2 separate regions of the Homo sapiens genome follow, and region 2 is linked to region 1. A link is a contact called in ENCODE Hi-C or POLR2A ChIA-PET data. All regions are on one chromosome and are shown on one strand. The core of a region is the stretch at or near the end of the contact, and the rest is flanking DNA. Distances in the headings are between cores, read along the strand shown.

Evidence for each region. Hi-C counts contacts between places; a loop is a spot of excess contacts on that map. ChIA-PET counts read pairs that join two places held with the same protein, here RNA polymerase II (POLR2A). Pooled maps may share reads with other maps.
Region 2: a loop to region 1 is called in a map of endothelial cell of umbilical vein, with 3 times the contacts of the local background. The contact joins two enhancer-like sites. A Hi-C loop is called at or near these places in 2 of 168 maps with a recorded cell type or tissue (IMR-90 and endothelial cell of umbilical vein) and 1 of 50 pooled maps. POLR2A ChIA-PET finds 5 or more read pairs at or near these places in 2 of 52 experiments (AG04449 and OCI-LY7).

The regions. Positions count from the first base shown.
Region 1 is chr11:121,890,240-121,893,591 of GRCh38, forward strand. The region is part of intron 2 of LOC107984402 (a long non-coding RNA gene); the gene reads left to right. Among named protein-coding and RNA genes, the nearest start is that of MIR125B1, 210 kb to the right of the region's middle. Within about 2 kb of position 2,060, at least 3 of the 41 ENCODE cell types and tissues checked have a DNase peak (open chromatin) inside an H3K27ac peak, as active enhancers do.
Region 2 is chr11:121,927,693-121,931,393 of GRCh38, forward strand. No RefSeq gene overlaps it. Among named protein-coding and RNA genes, the nearest start is that of MIR125B1, 170 kb to the right of the region's middle. RefSeq lists enhancers at 1,371-2,771, 1,627-2,127. Within about 2 kb of position 2,124, at least 11 of the 41 ENCODE cell types and tissues checked have a DNase peak (open chromatin) inside an H3K27ac peak, as active enhancers do.

The DNA of each region.
Region 1 (3,352 bases), core at 810-3,309:
ACAATGTATGTAAAGTGACTAGCATAGAGTAGATTTTAAATAAATATGATTTTCTTTCTCCCTTTCCATTTTCCCTTTGCTTATCTAATTTCAGCACCTGTTTTTGAGGAGTGTCCTTCCAAAGCAGGTTATGAACTGGGTCTCCCAGACCAGTGTTTCCCTCTGCATTGCCAGCAATCCAGGCAGGAGGAACATTCAGGGCAGCGTAGCCTGTGGAACTACCTGGCTCCATTCCACTAGTCACAGAAACCCACATTGTGAGTTGGCAGCACCAAGGCACAGGATGGACATCCCACAGTCCTTCAGCCTGGGCGCCTTAAATGGCTTGTCATACACCAACAGAAACTGATTCCTGATTTACATGCCTTTGGAAATAGTTGTGGCATTGTGGTTCATGTTCCACAAATCCACACTGGATTGGGCAGATGTCCAAAGCAGTGTTGCCACAATCCCTAAGAGCCTCCAGTAATTTCCTTCTTGAGTTCCTCACTCTTTGGAGCCTGTTTAGAAGTCTCCAATCAGTTAGGGCATTTTTTGGCTACTTCTAACGTTTTGCCTACTCAATTCACTTATTAATTCTGTTAAATGTATACCTTTCAAATTAGATTTGCATTTAGTAGATGATTTACTTAATCAATCAATGGGAAAGTTCCAAGAATTGCAATATCCCTATTTCCAATAATTTGTAGAATCTTAAAGAGGTCATCCCTCTCATCTGTATCAGAAGCAGCACATCTATGGCAAGCAAGCCAGCTCATTAGACTTAACCTTTTAAGGAGTTATCCACACTAAGAATAGCTCAACATTACAGCACACTCCCTTTTTAATGGAGTTATACTGAAGCTGTTCCTCATTCTAGGATAGAATTTGCTTTAACGTTGGCATCTCCCCATATATCCTGTAAGCCAGCCGTCCACAGCCTCGCCTATGATGTACTGCTTTTACACTGTTCCAGAAAGTGACTTAAAAATCTGAAAATCTGCAGACAGGCAGTGTTGGGAACCCCCATGCAGAGATTAAACTAGCCTCCCTACGCGAGACTGAGGGCAAAGAAATAATCCGCTTCTTGTCCTCTCCCCTAAGCCCCAATCTTGCTTTCAAATTCCTATTGCACTTTCACTTCCTCAATGAAACCTTTCCCAATTTAACTCCATTCAGTTTCATTGCTCTATTCACTCCCTAACATGAATAGTTATTATTTAAAAATTTATTTAGCTCTTCTATCTGTCAGATCCTGTGCTAAGCACTTTATATTAATTATCTCATTTACTTCTCAAAATAACCCTGTGAAAAAGATATTATTTTCGTTTCATACATGAGGAAACTGAAGCTCAGAGGTTAGTGAATCTGTCTGGTGTCACACAGCCTGTGTTAGAGCCAGGACTGTAAGTCAGGTCGCTCTGTCTCTAGAACCTCCCTTAACTATCCTAAAATGCTACCTATCCCACGAGGCTTTCTTGCTGTTCTCCTAACCAACCCCAACTGATTCCACAGTTCTTGTGACTGAAGAGTTTAACACTCATTTCCTTGTGTATCTGCCTCTCTAGTTTGTTAGACTAAGAATCACAAAGGCAAGACATCCATGGTCCAGAACTTTACTCTGGTGTAGTGGAAAGAGTGCTGAACTTAAAAGTATCATAATTTGAAGGCCAACTCTTGGCTTCTGTTCTTCTTATCTGCGTGAACTTTGGTTGAGCCAATCTTGCTGGACCCATTTCCTTATCTTTAAAATGATGGCTATAAGGCCTATCTTGGAAATTCTGTGGGCACAAATGTTAGGTAAAGCACTGCAAAAATGTAGAACATTCTTTTATATCATCTCTCAAAGCCCCTTAGAGAGAGTTTTGTTTTCAGAGGGTGATAAGTCACTTGTGGTAATTTTAGAAGCTTGGGAAAATAGTGCTCCAAGTAGATACCTGGTGCAGCAGCAAAGTGACTGTTCAAAGGAGCCTGAAGATCTGGCCTGGGTTCCTGCTGGGTGACGGACGAGGAGCCAAGCAACAGATTCCCAGAGCCATTTCCTTTGCTGAACAATGGGAAAGTGGAATGATGTGACTGGCAAGGTGCCAGGCAGCTGTTCTTCCAATCCTTGGAGGATAGCAATGGTCTCACATTGCAGGGAGAGGGATTGAAGTTAAACCTGAGGAAGTTATTTCCTGAGTATAGGCACTGTGAGGCTCTGGAATGCAAGGTTAAAGAAGGCCGGAATGCCCTTCTTTGAGAATGCTGAAAAAAGAACAAAAACCCAATCTCTTTGAATGTTGCATTGCCTGGAGGCAGAAGAATGGATTCATTCCTTTTGGACTAAGGCATCAATATTGAGAAATAAGATCTGCTTCTTGTGTCATCTCACTTGGCATAATAGGAAACTTCTTTTCAATCCTTGTAAGAAGTGACACATGTATCCCCTACTCTAGTAATTATCTCCACACCTCTTCCCTTCCCCAAACATCTGGTCCAGCTCTCTGTTGACATCAGTTCATTCAAGTGGGCTGACTTCTTGTCCATAAGTTCTTCAGGAAGTACATGCCCCTAGGAGCAAGAGCCCAATGCCTAAGAAAGCTTCAAGAGTCCAAATAGACCATGGAATGCACCATGCAAGTGCGGCAGAAGATACCTTCCCAAGACTGTTTTTATAGGCAACATCTACCTGTGGGTTTTACTTTGCAATTGCAACCTTAAGTGCTCCACCCATCAATCATCGACCACAAATACATAGCATTGGCTTTGTGAGCAAGAATGCACAAACCCTTTCCCTTTATTGTCTCCTTCCTGCCAACAGAGAAAACACTTAATTAAAAGTCATTGGGAATTCCTCCAAACAAAAGAGAAATGAAGCTTTTGAAAGGTGCAACATGTGTGAGGCCTGGACCCATAAAATCATTAACCTTCAGAAACCTAGGAGTTGCCAACACAATGCTGAGGAGTGTGGTGTTTCCATTGCACAATGTCAATGAGCACGTCAAGGAAATATTCAGCCACATAAACGAGCTTGCAAGGCTGTCCCACTTCTTTTCAGTGTTCCTAACCTTCTCAGTGTCCCTGAGACACAGTTGCTCCAGGTGGATACTTCTTACAATTTGAGATAAAATTCTCACTTTCCAAGGCTTGAATTTTTCACCACAAAAACAGAATAATTTAATTGTTGTTTTAGTACGTGGACCAGCACCATTTGCATGGTCCTCAAAAACAGCATTAAAGTAAAGATTCTTAGCTTGAGATCTATGGGTCAGTTTCAGGAGTTTTTGAACCTATTAAAATTACATTGAAAATATGTTTATGTGCTTGTTTCTGGAGAAGATGGTCTAAAGCTTTCTTTATATTCTCTTGATGGGCAGGTGGTGATGGTTGG
Region 2 (3,701 bases), core at 874-3,373, 38 kb after region 1:
AGGGAAAGCAGACGACTAGTGTGCCTTATGGGGAAGCATTTTCTATATTTAGTGACCAAACTTTCATTGCCTTTGGAGAATGAAATCCGTGCTTCTTTTTTAGAGTGGTTGTTTTGAGTGGTAGTCAACATGGGGGAGAGATGGTGTTACTTTCTAAATGGAGTAAAAGATGAGCAAGATAAGCAACTTCCACCACATAGCAGCAGGTATGAAGACAACTGGTGCCTGTCTCCAGCATTCAACTAAACAGTCTCTTGCCAAGAACCTCACCTTTGGCCTGTGTAGAGCCGTTTTCACTGGGTCAGAGCAGAGGTCAGTACATCGACCCAATCACCCCATAGCATCTTGGCCAACCAAGGGGTGCTAATTAGATCCAATTGTGATGAAGGTAGAGGGAAGTTTCCCTCACTGCACTGACCACCCCCCCGCCCCCGCCCGAGTGATTTCCTTGTCTTAGAGGCCACGGGGGTGGGGTAGGGGGCTATTCTTCACCTCATCTGTCCATGGCTAGCTGGGTATGTAGCAGCTGATTCCGTTCTTAGCCTCAAATTCTCAAGGCCTCCAGATCTAAGGGATTGACACTGACTTCATGCCTCCTCCAAATATAGGAAAGTTCCCAATTTGTAATTCAGAATGTAGATGTTTGGGGATGGAAGAAGAAAACCAAAATATAAGTACCAGCTATTGGTCCAATGTCCGCTATGCTTTGGAAGTCATACTGATATTGGTAAGGTGTGGCAAATGTCAGCACCACTGCCCACCACCCACCTGCCCTTTCTCTTATGGATACAATGCATTAATTCATAAGAGGCATTTCAGACAAACGCCGGAAAGTAATTTATCAGGGTTCTTCCAGGGCTTCCAGCTATAATTGTTTTAAATCCAACAAATTTGCTATAGGCAAAGGCCCCCAAACTACCCTAAGACATATTCCTAAATTTCCAGAGCTTAAAAATCAATGTGCTTAAAAAAATAAAAACAGAAAATGCCAGCTGCCTTTGCAAACAAGGACACTGGGAAACAAATATAATTGTGTTTTTTCCTTCTACATCCGTCCGGGAACTTCGACTGCTACTATGCTACATCAGGTATGCAATGAAAGACAAACAACGAGGACTCCAAACAGAAGAGGGGAGCTTCAGTAACTGTAGTTTTTATGTTAGGGAGAGACTGAGAGAGAAAGGAGCATTGTATCTCGGATTAACAGAACTGCAGGATTTCATTAATGACAGCCCAGCTTTTTAGCAAAAGGAAGATAGTTAGGGCAGTAAAAGAGAACATGACTAGAATGTGCTCTGCTAATTGGAAATGTATATTATCTTCAGACGATGTGAGTGTGGAGGAGAGGGGGATGGGGAGGATGAGAAGAGACACATACTGAGAGGCCTGCAGGAGAAAACTGGACCCAGGACGCCCCAGATTTGGCCACACCAGCAGGGCAGTTAAAGGGTCCTTTCTTGCTGGTAGGAACGTCTAGTGCCAGGACCCCACCCTCCCCCACTCCCTTTTAATTCAATGGCTACGTAGGGGCTTCTTTGATGGAGGCTTTGAAGTCGGTGGCTTTGAGATTACTCTTCCTCTGTGACCTTGACCACCAGCCATGAGGTTAGGGGGGAAGGGGAGGGGAGGAGGAAGGCGCTGGAGTTGGAAAAAGGAAAGGAAAGAGAGGGGAGGGGAAGGAAGGCCGCCCTAAGACATTTCTGCAGCATTCCACGACTTTTCTGATCACTCTGCAAAGTTGAAATATGATTGCAGCCTTTGCACCGGGAAGGAAAGAAACCATTTAAATGAAAAATTAGCTGCCTTAGCAGGTCAAGCACATAGTTACATTAATGTCGTGTAGAACAATAAATCAACTTCGATCTCCAATTGAAAAAATGCTAATTTAGCTCAGCGATTCACTGATTGTACTTTCCTCTGATAGAAATCTTTTCTTTTATTTAATGCGAAGCCGTGATTTGACAGCCTCCTCTAATGGTGCTTGCAGACTCTCAGCATTTCAGTGGAATTCTGATCATGGTTTTAATATTCCGTGCAGCTCTGCCCCCTCTGATTTCACGCTCACACATTAACGAGAGCTGACACTGGAGATTAGACGCAGACAGCTGGAATGCCAGGTCTTTGTTGCAGCATGGACAGGAGCCAACGTCGTTCAACCACAGCCAAGAGGGACCTGGGAAAGTCTTCTTAAGAAGGAGGGGAAGGCGGGGTGGGGGGCTTGAGGGAGGGTGGGAGCGGGGGATGGGAGCAAAAAGAAAGGCAAGGTAGTTTCTGAAGGGCATATGAAAATAGATGTTTTCAGAAAGCCCTTTCGTCTCTGAAATTCACATTGGAATCAATTCTGGTTTATTTAGAGGAAGTGGTTCATTACAGGGAAATCCCAAATTGGTTGCAGTATTTTTCTGTAAACTCTGAAAATACAAGTGTGATGCACGAAAATGGAAATGGCTCCTGCTTCAGCTGCTCACTAGTTCGTCTGAGAAACAATGGTGATTACGAGCTGGAGGAAGAGTGCTTACATAAGGAAATGTGTTCTCCCCTTTGCCTTAAAAAAAATCACTTAGTTCCAGGTGAATAGATGGGGAAATAAAACGAGATTTATGAGCCAGGGCTGCCTGTGCGACTAGCGACTACCTCGGCAAGAAAGGAAGTCGCGTAGCCTAACTGCCTTGATCCTCATAAATTGTTTCCTGATACCAGAAATCAAATAAAGATCCATAGTTTCATCTAAACCATAAAGCCACTTGGGCTCAGCTAGTGCCGATATTGCAAAGGGGAAGGAAGGGTGCTGCCTGAGACACTGGCTCAACTTTGTCCGAAAGAAGATGACAGATGACCAAAGTTGCGGAGGCGGCGCATTAATACTATGTCAAAAAAAATTGTTTCTGCTCCTGGGGGAAACCAATTGAGTAGAAATAACAAATGTCCTTCTTGCTAACTGTATCATTAATAATAATCGTACTTTGCATTTTTATGGGATACCAGGATTCTAGAGCGCTTTATAAATATTCATAGGGGAAGGCTGGGGAAGGGAGGTGAATGTACCCATTCCTGATGCCTGGCTGGAGTGACTAAGACTCAGGGCCCTGCAGGGGCTTAACTGGAGTGAAACAGCAAATCACAAAGCCCCATGCTGCAGCTGGCTTGGAGACATCCAGGTTTGGTCTCTGATGCCCACTGCTCTCTCCTATGAACAGGAACGTGGCTGTAGTTTAGGAATTAGATGAGCTGAACCCTCTTGTATCACTTTTGCTTGTTGTTCTTATTTGCCTTGGTGGGACCACTGTCACTGATATAAGTTTATTCATTCTACTAGCATATAATATATATAGTAATATATTCATTCTACTACCATATAATATATATAATATATATATAATATATATATTATATATATACGTATATATATAATATATATATAAATCCGGCAGTCACATCACAGTGCAGAGCCTACCACAGGCATAAATCAGAGTAATTATAAGCAAGTCAGATACATTTGCATATGAATCTTAGTTCCTCTCTTACTGGCTTTGGGACCTTAGCAAAGTTCTTTACTTTTTTCTAAACCTCAGTTTTTTTGTCTGTAAAATGGGTTTAAAACGAAATAATCCTTAACACTGTCTGACCCATCATGGGCACTCAGTAAATGCCAAAAACAACCATTGTTGTTGTTGCTGTTTTCATATAATTGTTGGGAGGGT